2 separate regions of the Homo sapiens genome follow, and region 1 is linked to region 2. A link is an interaction called in ENCODE POLR2A ChIA-PET data of the cell type or tissue named here. Cell type or tissue: PC-9. All regions are shown on one strand. Each heading gives the region's core, and the rest is flanking DNA. Links, peaks and the distances in the headings are about the cores only.

Evidence for each region. ChIA-PET counts read pairs that join two places held together with the same protein. Peaks named below come from ENCODE experiments on the same cell type or tissue, not always from the same donor. Only the 100,000 strongest peaks of a DNase experiment are listed, where the experiment ranks them.
Region 1: POLR2A ChIA-PET joins it to region 2 with 9 read pairs; 2 of 35 experiments call an interaction of 5 or more read pairs at or near these places.

What each region holds. Positions count from the first base shown.
Region 1 is chr9:75,944,721-75,951,126 of GRCh38, reverse strand. The region is part of intron 2 of PCSK5 (proprotein convertase subtilisin/kexin type 5); the gene reads right to left. Among named protein-coding and RNA genes, the nearest start is that of PCSK5, 57 kb to the right of the region's middle. In PC-9, for the core only: no CTCF peak of the experiment used is centred there; no DNase peak of the experiment used is centred there.
Region 2 is chr9:76,243,620-76,251,537 of GRCh38, reverse strand. All of the region lies in intron 24 of PCSK5 (proprotein convertase subtilisin/kexin type 5), which reads right to left. Among named protein-coding and RNA genes, the nearest start is that of RFK, 150 kb to the left of the region's middle. In PC-9, for the core only: no CTCF peak of the experiment used is centred there; a DNase peak (open chromatin) is centred at 3,937.

The sequences.
Region 1 (6,406 bases), core at 2,352-6,351, 300 kb after region 2:
TGCCAGTTTGGACTCTTGACCCTGTTTCCATCAGTTAATACTAACTACTGGTTAAGACTTCTGCCTACCGGGTGGAAACTTTCTCCTGTGAAGGAACAGTGCTACAACTACACTACTTACAAAATTTCCCAAATCTACAAATCTTTCAATGGTTGCTTTGCCTATAATCATACAATCTGAAAGACAACAGCTGATCAGAAAGCAACTAAATAGATGCATTCATTTAAAAGGCCCTTGTTTGTGTCTTTTAATTGGAGCATTTAGCACATTTACATTTAAAGTTAATATTGTTATGTGTGAATTTGATCCTGTCATTATGATGTTAGCTGGTGATTTTGCTCGTTAGTTGATGCAGTTTCTTCCTAGCCTTGATGGTCTTTACAATTTGTCATGTTTTTGCAGTGGCTGGTACCTGTTGTTCCTTTCCATGTTTAGTGCTTCCTTCAGGAGCTCATTTAGGGCAGGCCTGGTGGTGACAAAATCTCCCAGCATTTGCTTGTCTGTAAAGTATTTTATTTCTCCTTCACTTATGAAGCTTAGTTTGGCTGGATATGAAATTCTTGGTTGAAAATTCTTTTCTTTAAGAATGTTGAATATTGGTCCCCACTCTCTTCTGGCTTGTAGAGTTTCTGCCGAGAGATCAGCTGTTAGTCTGATGGTGTTTTCGTTTTAAAAACAAATAATTTAGGCCTTTCAAATAGCATCCAAAACAAATTAAGGATTATAAAACTTGAATTTTAACATAAGCCTTGAAAAAATGTGAGGTTCAATAGTTATCTGGTTAATATGTCTTTTTGGTTTCTCTGTTGCCTGATATATTCCTGTCTAAAATTTTGATCCAAATTTAATATCTCTTGTTACACAAGATTTATATAAAAAGTAAATTCAGTTGCTTTCAAAAAAAAAAAACAAATAAATAAAAGGCCCTTGTTGTGGCAGCTCTGAGGTTAGCTGTAGCAGTTCCCCCCTCCCCGCCCCCCCCACACACACACACAAGTGTGTCCCACTATAAAGGTTTAAGGGTCCGGTATAGAGAAGGACAGTTTGTAAAGTATCTTAAAAGGTGCAGAATGAGTTTGTCTTTCTACTAAACTACAAAGAAATAACCACTATGGTGTGGAGAGACTTTACTTGTTGGCTTACAGATACTGTTATAAACGGGAAAACCAATCTTAATGTCCCAACATAGATGGATACCCCATTCTCCATGATGTGATTATTATGCACTGCATGCCTGTATCAAACATCTTGTGTACCCCATAAATATAGACACCTATTATGCACCCACAAAAATTAAAAGTTAGGCCAGGCGCGGTGGCTCATGCCTGTAATCCCAACATTTTGGGAGGCTGAGGTGGGCGGATCACAGTCAAGATATCGAGACCATTCTGGCCAACATGTTGAAACCCTATCTCTACTAAAAATAAAAAAGTTAGCTGGGGGTGGTGGTGCGCGCCTATAGTCCCAGCTACTTGGGAGGCTGGGGCAGGGGAATTGCTTGAACCCAGGAGGCAGAGGTTGCAGTGAGCTGAGATTGTGCCACTGCACTCCAGCCTGGCAAGAGTGAGACTCCGTCTCAAAAAATAAATAAATAATAATAAATTTAATAAATAAATAAACAACTGTCCCAACATAAATATTGGCAAAATAAACAATGGTTACACAATCCATGTTCCTTTATGATGATGATTTCAAGGAAAACTTCATGACATGGAAAAATAGGAAATCCCCTGACTTACTGATGTCATGGGATACTGGGATTTTGGTCAGTCCTTACACCTTAAATCCTTTCAAATGCTCCAACCCCATTTGAAAAAAAAAGTTATGCCTCAGTACTTACACCAATGTCACAGTACTGGTATTCTTAACCCTAGTCTTAAAATTGTTTAGGTATAAATTAGGGTTACCAAATAATAACAAAGGATGCTGAGTTAAATTTCAGATAAGCAACAAATAAACACTTCAATATAGGTATGTCCCTTGACATATCTGAGACATACTCATATTAAAAATTTGTTATTTTATCTAGCATCCTAGATACAAATATAAACTTCAGATGTGTTAGTGATAAGTTTTCTTAAAATATATTCATTAGTATCTTCAAAAGTAGTTTTTTGGTTTTGTTTTTATTTACTTCGGGCCTGGATTTTAGATTTGATAAGATAGTAAGTGCTATGAGGGCAGTGACTAGGTTTGTTTTTCTAGTCTTATATCTGATGTCTAGCTCAGTGCCTTGTACACAATAAGCTCTCAAAAACATCTGTGGTGAGTTAGAATGGTGATCATTAAAAAGTCAGGAAACAACAGATGCTGGATAGGATGTGGAGAAATAGGAATGCTTTTACACTGTTGGTGGGAGTGGAAATTAGTTCAACCATTGTAGAAGACAGTGTGGCAATTCCTCAAGGATCTAGAACTAGAAATACCATTTGACCCAGTGATCCCATTACTGGGTATATACCCAAAGGACTACAAATCATGCTACTATAAAGACACCTGCACACGTATATTTATTGTGGCACTATTCACAATAGCAAAGACTTGGAACCAACCCAAATGTCCATCGATGATAGACTGGATTAAGAAAATGTGGCACATATACACCATGGAATACTATGCAGCCATAAAAAAGGACATGAGTTCATGTCCTTTGTAGGGACATGGATGAAGCTGGAAACCATCATTCTAAGCAAACTATCACAAGGACAGAAAACCAAACCGCACATTCTCACTCATAGGTGGGAGGTGAACAATGAGAACACATGGACACAGAGCGGGGAACATCACACAATGGGGCCTTTCGGGGGGTGGGGGGGCGAGGGGAGGGATAGCATTAGGGGAAATACCTAATGTAAATGACGAGTTGATGGGAGCAACAACCAACATGGCACATGTATACATATGTAACAAACCTGCATGTTGTACACATGTACCCTAGAACTTAAAGTATAATAAAAATATATATATTTATCTGTGGGGAAGCCAGGCATGATGGCTCATGCCTATAATTCCAACACTTTGGGAGTCTGAGGCAGGAGGATTGCTTCAGGACCAGAGTTTGAGACCAGCCTAGCCAACCTAGTGAGACCCTGTCTGTACAAAAAATTTAAAAAAAAAATTAAGTGGGCATGGTAGTACGTGCCTGTGGTCCCAGCTCCTCAAGAGGCTGAGGTGGGAAGATCACTTGAGCCCAGGAGTTTGAGGCCAGAGTGAACTGTGATTGTACCACTGCACTTCAGCCTGGGTGACAGAATGAGGCCCTGTCTCTAAAATATCCATGGAGAAAGCAAATGTGTGAATGGTTAGTAGAACTCTGGGTATCTCTCTCATGCTACCTCATTCCTGGGAGACTTCAGTTTTCCCCATGTAAGGTACAACTTCATTTTTCCCAAAGTTTCTATCTTCTTTTTTCTCTGCACAAAAGTGAGTTGAAGAAGGGAATCCCATGACTGCCAGGAGTAAGTCTGAAAAGTATGTCCACAGCCTAAGGGACATTATTAGAACATTCCATTTAAAGCAAAACCTGCCTTTGAGTTGGGGCCTAGCAAATCTGGCCTAAGGACACAGTCCTGTTTCTTACCTATTTACTCTGTTAGTCTTTTGCACTTTTGTTGGTTCTTTTTTTTTTTAATTTTTCTTGGAATGGCAGCCTAGGCTTGCCAACTCATATGCTTACTTAGCTTTGCGAAAGGATTAAAAAGTAATCTACATAACCACCAAAAATTTTCATTAACTGCATCCACCCTTGTTCTATCTGACTTTATTTTTGGTTTCTTCTATTTTCTATCCTGACTCTACCACCACTGGCCACCTAATATATTTCTAATTCTAATTTTCATGGCTTTGTAAAATTTGTTCTACTGTTGTTGTCGTCTTAGAAGGTATTCTATTTCTTCAAAAGCCACATAAAGTTTTTAACTCCTTAGAAGAACCTCTGTTAAGTACAATGTTTTGCTATTTGGAACTACCTTCTCCTGGAACTTCCTGAATGCCAGCAATAACAATTATTATTATTCTCATCATCATTCTCTTATATTGCAAGAAACACGTACTGCAGGAACAAAGAAGCAACGTTACTTGTTCCTCATTTATTATATGCATAGCTGAATAGATAACATCTGTATTAAGTCTGTCTCAAGACTAACCAAGTTAATCTCAAGTCCATCTGCAAAATTAGCCTTTTAAGGCAAAACAGTATCTGGGGAAGAGCTCAAAGTGCTAAGAAATATTTTAAATATTGGCTGGGCGCGGTGGCTTATGCCTGTAATCCTAGCACTTTGGGAGGCCGAGGTGGGTGGATCACGAGGTCAGGAGTTCAAGACCAGCCTGGCCAACATAGTGAAACCCAGCCTCTACCAAAAATACAAAAAAATTAGCTGGCATGGTGGTGGGCACCTGTAATCCCAGCTACTTGGGACGCTGAGGCAGGAGAATCACTTGAACCCGAGAGGCAGAGGTTGAAGTGAGCGGAGATTGCGCCACTGCACTCCAGTCTGGGTGACAGAGTGAGACTCTGTCTCAAAAAAAGAAATATTGTAAATATTGAGGAAAAAGGCAGAAGGAGAAAGTTTGGAAAGAAACTAAAACAGAGAATATGAAAAAAGCAATATGATGGCAACATGGACTAATAGTAAAATCACAAGTGACACTGATTCAAGATGGTAATTAATGGATCAGAATGAACATTAGAAAATAGCTCATCTGCTCCGTGATTTTACAAGTGAAATAAGCCCACAGAGGAGTGGCATGCTAATAGCCACTCTGAGCTAGTAGTAAAGCTGAGACCAGAATCCAAATATCCTAAATGCAATTGATGTTGCTTTCATTTTATAACAGTGTCTTCTCTCCAACCAGTTGCTCTAATGTCTATACTTAAAATGAGACAGTACCGTGTACATCACCATAAAATGATGTCAGTACTAGAAGAATAAAGAAAAAAATTACAGCTCCAAACTTTATTATTGCCTCTATCACTTATCTTCCAAAATTAATTTCAAATGTCATTTATTCATTCATGTATTCTTCTATTGAAGGTTTTCTATGTGCTGGATATTGTTCCAGGCCATGGGAATACCACAGTTAATGAGATGCATGGCCTCCATTGAATTTGTATCCTAGAATGAGAAAACCAACAGTCACCAAATCAACAATATGGTTTTGGATTCACATAGATATCAAAGAGGAAATTAACATGCTGAAGGCAGACAGGAATTGGGCAGGTGAGATTAAAGATCTACCTTAGCAAGGATATTGAGGGAGGTCTTTCAAAGGAAGTGATATGAAGGCTGAGAAGGCATCCATCATACAAAGACCAAAGGAAGCATATTCCAGGCAGGGGAAACAAGGGAAAGGGCTTGAGACAGAAAGCGAGACAGAGATATGGCCAAGTGTGATGAGCAAAAAGGAGGTGTGTCAAAGACTAGTTCAGAGAGGTAGAAAGAGGCTAGATCATAATGGCCCTTGAAGATAACTTAAAAAAAATTAGACTTTATTTCAGGATCAATAAAGTCATTAAAAAAAAATCTCTTTTGAACTCTGGAAGTTTACTCTCTGTGGAGAATGACTGTAGAAGAACAGCAGTGGAAGTAGAGGCAATTGCTGTGAAACAGGTCAACACTGATGGTGGGATTAACCAGGTCAACACTGATGGTGGAATTAACCAGGATGGTGGCAGTGCAGGGGGAGAAAGTCCACAGATTCATAGCTGCAAGATAAATGTTAGTGGTGGGGCCAACAATATCTCTTGATGACTCAGTGAGGAGAAACGAGGGAAAGGGAGAGAATCAAGAATGATTCTGTTCCATTTTTGGCTTCAGCAAAAATGGATAAATCATGGTGCCATTCCCTGGGAAAGAAAAGGCTTGGGGACCATGGTAATAGGTAGAAATGTAAAAGTTCCACGTATGTTATTTTTATTATTATATTTTATATGTTATATTATATATGTATGACATATATCTTATATGTTATTCTTATATTTTTATATGTTTTATTTTATTTATTTATTTATATTTTTTGAGATGGAATTTCGCTCTTGTTGCCCGGGCTGGAGTGCAGTGGTGTGATCTCGGCTCACCACAACCTCCACCTCCCGAGTTCAAGCAATTCTCCTGCCTCAGCCTCCCGAGTAGTTGGGATTACAGGCATGCACCACTACACCCGGCTAATTTTGTATTTTTAGTAGAGATGGTGTTTCTCCATGTTGGTCAGGCTGGTCTTGAACTCCCGACCTCAGGTGATCCGCCTGCCTAGGCCTCCCAATGTGCTGGGATTACAGGCGTGAGCCACCGCGCCTGGACATGTTATTTTTATTATTACATTTTAGGTGCTTATTAAACATCTAGTTGGGGATGTCCGGAAGGTAAACGGTGATAGAAATTTGAGGCAAGAACACCAGCATAATGGT
Region 2 (7,918 bases), core at 2,215-6,214:
GGCTGGAGTGCAGTGGCACAATCTCGGCTCACTGCAAGCTCCGTCCCTCCAGGTTTAAGCAATTCTCCGTCTCAGCCTCCAGAGTAGCTGGGATTACAGGTGCGTGCCACCACGCCCAGCTAATTTTTTTGTATTTTTAATAGAGACGGGGTTTCACCATCTTGGCCAGGCTGGTCTTGAACTTCTGACCTCATGATCCACCCGCCTTGGCCTCCCAAAGTGCTGGGATTACAGGCGTGAGCCACCGCGCCTGGCCTTCTTTCTTTCTTTAGAGATGGGGTCTAACTCAGTCACCCAGGCTAGAGTGCAGTGGCGTGATCATAGCTCACTGCCGCTTTGAACTCCTGGGCTTAAGTCTTCCTCCCACCTCAGTATCCCAAGCAGCTAGAACTAGAGCCATGCACACCACACCTTGACAATTTTTAAATTTTGTGTACAAATGGTATCTGGCTATGTTGCCCAGGCTGGTCTCGAACTCCTGGCCTGAAGCCATCCTCCTGTCTTGGCCTCCCAAAGTGTTGGGATTACAGGTCTGAGCTACCATGCTTGGACTACTTTTCAAGCCAGATTGATTGAAATACAATTTTCATAGAGTAACATTTGCCCTTTTTATGTGTACAGTTCTATAAATTTTGGCAAATGCTTATAGTCATGCAATCACTCCAACAATCAAGATATAGGACATTTCTAAAACCCCAAATAGCTCTATCAGGCCCTTTATTTTTATTATAATGTGGTTATTACTAACGTAAAGTCCGTAATTTATTCAGCTTTCTTTAGTTTTTACCTAGTGTCTTTTCTCTGTTTCAGAATCCCACCTGAGATGCCACATTACATTTACTCATCATATCTCCTTAGGCTCCTTTCGGCTGTGACAGTTTCTCAGACTTGACTTGTTTAATGAACTGGACAGTTTTGAGTATTAATTGGGTATTTTACAAAATGTCCCTCCGTTGGGATTTGTCTGATATTTTCTTCACTACTAGACTGGGGTCATGGTTTTTTGGCAGAAAGACTATAGAGGTAAAGTGGTTCTCATTACATTGTATCAAAAGTACATTCAATCCATATGATTTATCCCTGGTGATGTTTCCCTTTATCACATGTATGACGTAGTGTTTGTCAGCTTTCTACACTGTAAAGTCCTTCTGCCCCTGCCCTTTCCATACTGTGCTCTTGGATAAAAGTCACAGGTAAGAAGTAGTAGGGAGTGATGCTCCACTTTCTTTCTTATTTTGAGACAGAGTCTCACTCTGTCGCCAGGCTGGGGAGCAGCAGTGCCATCTCGGCTCACTGCAACCTCTGCCTCCCAGGTTCAAGTGATTCTCCTGGCTCAGCCTCCTGAGTAGCTGGGACTACAAGCACGCACCACCACGCCCAGCTAATTTTTGTATTTTTAGAGACAGGGTTTCACCATGTTGGCCAGGATGGTCTCGATCTCTTGACCTTATGATCTGCCTGCCTCAGCCTCCTAAAGTGCTGGGATTACAGGTGTGAGCCACCGTGCCTGGCCTTCACTTTCTTAAAAGAGGAATATTTAAATAAGTTATTTGGTATTCTTTTGCATGAAAGATTTGTCGCCTCCTTCCTATTTACTTATCCACCATTTATTTATATTTGTATGAACTCATGGATACTTATTTTATTCTTTGGGTTATAATCTAATACCATTCTATCTATATTATTGCCCAAATTGTTCCAGCTTAGGCCAGTGAGAGCTCTTCAGTTGGCTCTTGTGTCCCTTTGACATATTTCCATCATTGTGGATTTTTTCCTTTGAGCACCTCCTTACTTTCTGCAGTCAAATGCTTTACCTCTGAGCTATACCCCTTTCTATCCTCCTACATTCTGTCATTACAAGATGCTGCAGGCTCATCCTGTTTATTTCCTGTCCCAGTCCCCAAATCAGCCAATTCTCTAAGGAGCCTTGGTATTGTTTATTGGAGAATGGTATTAGAAACCACAATCAAGGCACTTGTGTTTACTGCTGCTGGGGTATTGTAGCTTCTAAGTCCTTTCTGCTGACAGAGCACTTCAGACATAGAGCACTGTCTCAAAATAAAAATAAAAATACTTCTGCATTTTCTTGATTGTTTTATCTCTTTATTTTTTTAATTCCCTAATTTTCACTTTTCCCCTAATATTGAATTTTCTTTCCAAGTACAGGCCAGTTGTCTTATAGATACCCCACATTCTTGATTTATCTTGTGATTATCTTGAGGCTAAATACGATTTTTCTTGACCTCAGCATTATTGACATTTTGGACTAGGGATTTCTTTGTTGTGGGGGAGCAGTCCTGTGCATCATAGAATATTTAGTAGCATCCTCAACCTCTATCCACCAGATGCAAGTAACAACCTTCCAGTCACGACAATCAAAACTGTCTGAAACATCGACAAGTGTTTCATGGAAGCATAATTGCCTCCAGTTGAAAATCAGTGATCTAGACACTTTTGTCAAGAATACGAGGTGAGGGTTGGGTACGGTGGCTCACACCTGTAATCCCAGTACTTTGGGAGGCCAAGGTGGGAGGACTGCTTGAGGCCAGGAGTTTGAGACTAGCCTGGGCAACATAGCTAGACCCCACCTCTACAAAAAATAAATTAGTCCAGGCTAATAGTGCATGCCTGTAGTCCCAGGAACTTGGGAGTCTGAGCGGGGAGGATCACTTGAGCTCAGGAGCCATGATCAAGCCACTGCACTCAAACCTGGATGACAGGGGGACCCTGTCTCAAAACAAAACAACAAAACAAAAAGAATATGAGGTGATATTATCTACTTGAGTACCACATCAGGAGACATATAATGTCAGGTTTATGGAACTGATAATAGTGATGTTATGTATAATAACTTGTTTAAGTTGGTAACCAGCAAATCTCTTCATTGTAATTAACTATTAATTGTAGTAGTACTTTGAGTCTGTGTGATGATCTTGTTCCATAGCAACTTTCCACCCAGTGTGTTTATATCTACTTATGATTTGATGATTCTCCTTTGGGTTCATATACTAGGGGATGCAAAATGATGATTTCCTAATTCTTTCCTGAAATACATGACAGCTGAACTGTTTCTGTAAAAAAGAGCTTTCCCTTTTATTCTATTCCCCTCTCTCTTCCTTTTTCTTCACTATTGATGCATGGATTTAAAATATTAATTGAGTTGGAATTATCACCCATTTAAAAAAAAATGCTCTAATTGTCCTACATTTGGCTAGTGGGAGTCCATTCACACTACTTACTATGTCATTTGTTATGAATATGTAAAATATTTATCTGGTTCAAATCATAACTAGAAAGATACAGCTAAAGGTTGGGTGCGGTAGATCATGCCTGTAATCCTAGCACTTTGTGAGGCCGAAATGGGAGGATTGCTTGAGGCCAGGAGTTCAAGACCAGCCTGGTAAGTATAGTGCGACCCCATCTCTTAAAAAAAAATTTTTTTAAAAAAGATTAAGGTCGGGAGCGGTGGCTCATGCCTGTAATCCCAGCAATTTGGGAGGCTGAGGCTGGCGGACCACGAGGTCAGGAGTTCAAGACCAGCCTGGCCAACATGGTGAAACTCCATCTCTACTAAAAATACAAAAAATTAGTCAGGTGTGGTGGCAGGTGCCTGTAATCCCAGCTACTTGGGAGGCTGAGGCAGGAGAATTGCTTGAACCTGGGAGGCGGAGGTTGCAGTGAGCCAAGATCACGCCGTTGCACTCCAGCCTGGGCAACAGGGCGAGACTCTGTCTCAAAAAAAAAAAGATTAAAAAATAAAAAGATATAGCTAGTGAAGTCCTGCCCATCTCCTTTACCTTTCTCTATAGGTAACCACTTTCATTAGTTTCTTAGTTATCTTTTTTCTCTTTGCCAAAGTAAATAAAAATGTAAATACACTCATACATTTTATCTCACCATTTTCTTACCACAAAGGTAGTGAGAGACAGGACTAGCTGGATTTCCTAGGCTGACTAAGAATCCCTAAGCCTAGCTGGGAAGGTGACTTCATCCACCTTTAAACATGGGGCTTGCAACTTAGCTCACACCGGACCAATCAGAGAGCTCACTAAAATGCTAATTAGGCAAAGACAGGAGTTAAAGAAATAGCCAATCATCTATCCCCTGAGAGCACAGAGGGAGGGACAATGATCAGGATATAAACCCAGGCATTCCAGCCAGCAACGGCTACACTCTTTGGGTCCCCTCCCTTTATATGGGAGCTCTGTTTCCACTCTATTTCACTCTATTAAATCTTGCAACTGCACTCTTCTGGTCCATGTTTGTTACGGCTCAAGCTGAAGTTTCGCTCGCGTCCACCACTGCTGTTTGCCGCTGTCACAGACCTGCCGCTGACTTCCATCCCTCCAGATCAGGCAGGGTGTCCACTGTGCTCCTGATCCAGCGAGGTGCCCATTGCCACTCCTGATCTGGCTAAAGGCTTGCCATTGTTCCTGCATGACTAAGTGCCTAGGTTCATCCTAATCGAGCTGAACACTAGTCACTGGGTTCCACGGTTCTCTTCCGTGACCCACAGCTTCTAATAGAGCTATAACACTCACCTCATGGCGCAAGATTCCGTTCCTTGGAATCCATGAGGCCAAGAACCTCAGGTCAGAGAACATGAGGCTTGCAACCATTTTGGAAGCGGCCTGCCGCCATTTTGGAAGTGGCCTGCCACCATCTTAGGAGCTCTGGGAGCAAGGACCCCTGGTAATAGTAGCATACTATGTGTACCTTTGTGCCTTGCCTTCCATGTAACAGTGTGTCATGAAATCACCATCAGTTCATACGGATCGTCTTTGCTCTTTTGGTAGCTGCAGAGTGCTCTATTGTGTATATGTACCCCATTCATTCAACCAGTCTTCCATGGACAAGCATTTAGGTTGTTTCTGATAGTTTACTACCACAAGTAACACCACAATAAATAGCATGGTGAATATGCTGTTTTGAATCTGAGGATGTATGTCACCAGGGTAAATTCCTAGAAGGGGTGTTGTGGGGTCCAAGGGTAAATGCATATGGAGTTGTGTTATACTGCCAAATTTCCTTCAACAGCCATTGTACCATTTTGTCTTCCCACCAGGAAGCAATAACAGTGGTGATTGCTTTCCTACAACCTTGCCTATAGAACTTGTAAGCTTTTGAATTTTTGCCAGTCTGATAAATTAGAAATGGTATCTCACGGTAGTTTTTTTTTTTTTTTTTTTTTTTTTTGAGATGGAATCTCGCTCTGTCGCCCAGGGTGGAGTGCAGTGGCGCAATCTCAGCTCACTGCAACTTCTGTCTCCTGGGTTCAAGCGATTCTCCTGCCTCAGCCTCCCAAGTAGTTGGGACTACAGGTTTGAGCCATCATGTTCAGCTAATTTTTGTATTTTTAGTAGAGACGGGGGTTTCACCATGTTGTCCAGGATGGTCTCAAACTCCTGAACTCAAGTGATCTGCCCGCCTCGGCCTCCCAAAGTACAAAGTGCTGGGATTACAGGCGTGAGCCACTGCGCCAGGCCTCTCACAGTTTTAATTTGCATTTCCCATACAGTGAACAAGCATCTTTTTCTTATGCTTGAAGGCCATTTGTTTCATGTGATTTTTAAAAACATCTCTCCCTCTGTCCTCATAATTTCCTGGCTATCACTTTAGATTTGTCTGCTTTATTTTATATCTGGATTTCTGAAATAGTCTTCTGGCTGGTTTATCTACTAAAGCCTCTCTCCCTTTAATTATCCTGAACACAGTTAACGCAATAACCAAATTAACTTCTTAATACCCCCTTCAAGACACCCACTCTCCCACTTCTGTTTTTAGAAGAACCTTCAATGATTCTCTTTTAGTCACAGAATACTTTTAACCTCATTAGTCTGGAATTCAAGATTTTGTTTTCAACCACTTCCCCAAACTTCTCTTTGCCTATTTCCTTATATTTCCTCATTCCTTCTGCAAAATTAGTATACTTGGTGTCTCAAAATCCATAGCAGAAGCCTTTTTTTCCTGCTATTGTCCAAATATAAAGACCCCCTATAGTACAGCTCTTCTCTCTTATCTGTCTAAATTCTATGTAAACACTAATGTTCACCTCAACTCCCATCTTCTTAAAAGCCTTCCTTGAACACTTCAGTGCCCAGAGGTTCTCTTTTTTTAAAAAATCCTTTTGGTGCATATATTTGTCCCCTTATTTGGCAGTGAATTTATATAGCCTTTCTCTTTTTTTTGCAATTCCTTACAATTTTTAAATTTGGATATGTTTTATCCCAAGAGTGGAGACAGCCATTTCAATCTGCAAATACCGATACATTTTCATGATCTCTTTCTAAGTTAAAACAAGGGCACATTAACCACTATATTTATTGATGAGGTAGAAAAGTAAGAACAACTTATGTAATTTGATTAAAATCAATCATCAAGTCAATGGTATATAATCTAAGATGTCTGGATCTCAGGTTATAGTTAAGAGTCATAGCTATTGCTACATTCCCTAAATTAAAACAAACAAACAAACAAAAAATGTGCCTCAAAACATTAGGTAAAAGTTACTCCATTTACTTCTATCCTCAGCTAGTGAAGAAATATAATTTAAAACTTAGATTTATCTTAGTAGTTAAAATTTCCATTCAGGATACTGGTTAGAAAGAGAAAGAATTGACATCAAATATTCTTGGAGCAGAATAGTATTATATAAAATGTTATCTATTTGTTTACAACTTGACAAAGAAGAGAAATCGAATCTCATAATTTAAAAAATCCTTATTTCGTCTCAAAGTATTTAATTCAACACTTTCTTCCAGACGAAACAATCATTTTTGGTCATGAGTTTAGTTTTCTGCCCCCTTTTTGGTAATCTTTCCTTGGAATAACAGATAGCTAGGTCCACCCAGGAAATAGATGAGATTCTAGTTAATCTGGAATTTGAGGGTTTTTTTTGTTAGGTATAAAAGATAGATATTAATGTTCACTAAATAGCTGGAAAGGAATACAAAGCTAAAAAAAAAAAAAAAAAACCCCAGGATTTTCAACAGCTAATTATTACATAATGTAGATGAAATGTCTCACAATAACTGATTTCACTTTTCTCTGACTCCCCTAGAGATCGTCTAGACCTGGCCCAGAGGTGAATCTACATTATTAAAATGGAATAAAGTTAAGTTCTCTCCAAAGGATGATGTCCCTTCTCACAGGAGGAATCTTGGGGAAATCTATAGTAAATTATTCAAATTTTTCAAGTTTGTATTTATCTCTTTAAAATTATAAAACTTAAACCATGGTCTGATCAAAGCTTCCTTATAGTTCTAATAGTTCATGAAAAATCATTTTTTAATTTTAAATATTTATTTATTTAGAGAAAGGATCTTGCTCTGTTGCCCAGGCTGGAGTGCAGTGGCATGAATACGGCTCACTGCAGCCTTGACTTCCCAGGCTCAGGTGATCCTCCCACCTCAACTTCCTGAGTAGCTGGGACCACAGGTGCATGCCATCACACTTGGCTAGTTTTCTGTATTTTGTTGTAGAGACAGGGTTTCACCATGCTTCCCAGACTGGTCTCAAACTCCTGGGCTCAAGTGATCTGCCCACCTTGGCCTTTCAAAGTGCTGGAATTATAGGCGTGAGCCATTGCACTTGGCCAAAATCATTTATTTTTGTATTGTATGGTTTATTTTTTCTTCTTCTTGGTTCATAAACAAAGTTTGATTAGAGAAAACAGCAAATCTAAGACCCTGGGTATCCTAAGCCATTCATCTCTGCTTTGAATTTGGGCAATTCTCAAATTCAATTCAACAAACATTCATGCATTAATTCATATTTATTATGTCCTGGGCACTCTGCTAGTTCAGAGCATATAAGTCAAAGAGCTTGTTCTCAGGTAGTTTAGTGTCCAGGCAGAAAGGTGTATACATAGCAAATATTACACTAGTCACCTCTAAAAGGTATTCTCGCTGGCCTAACA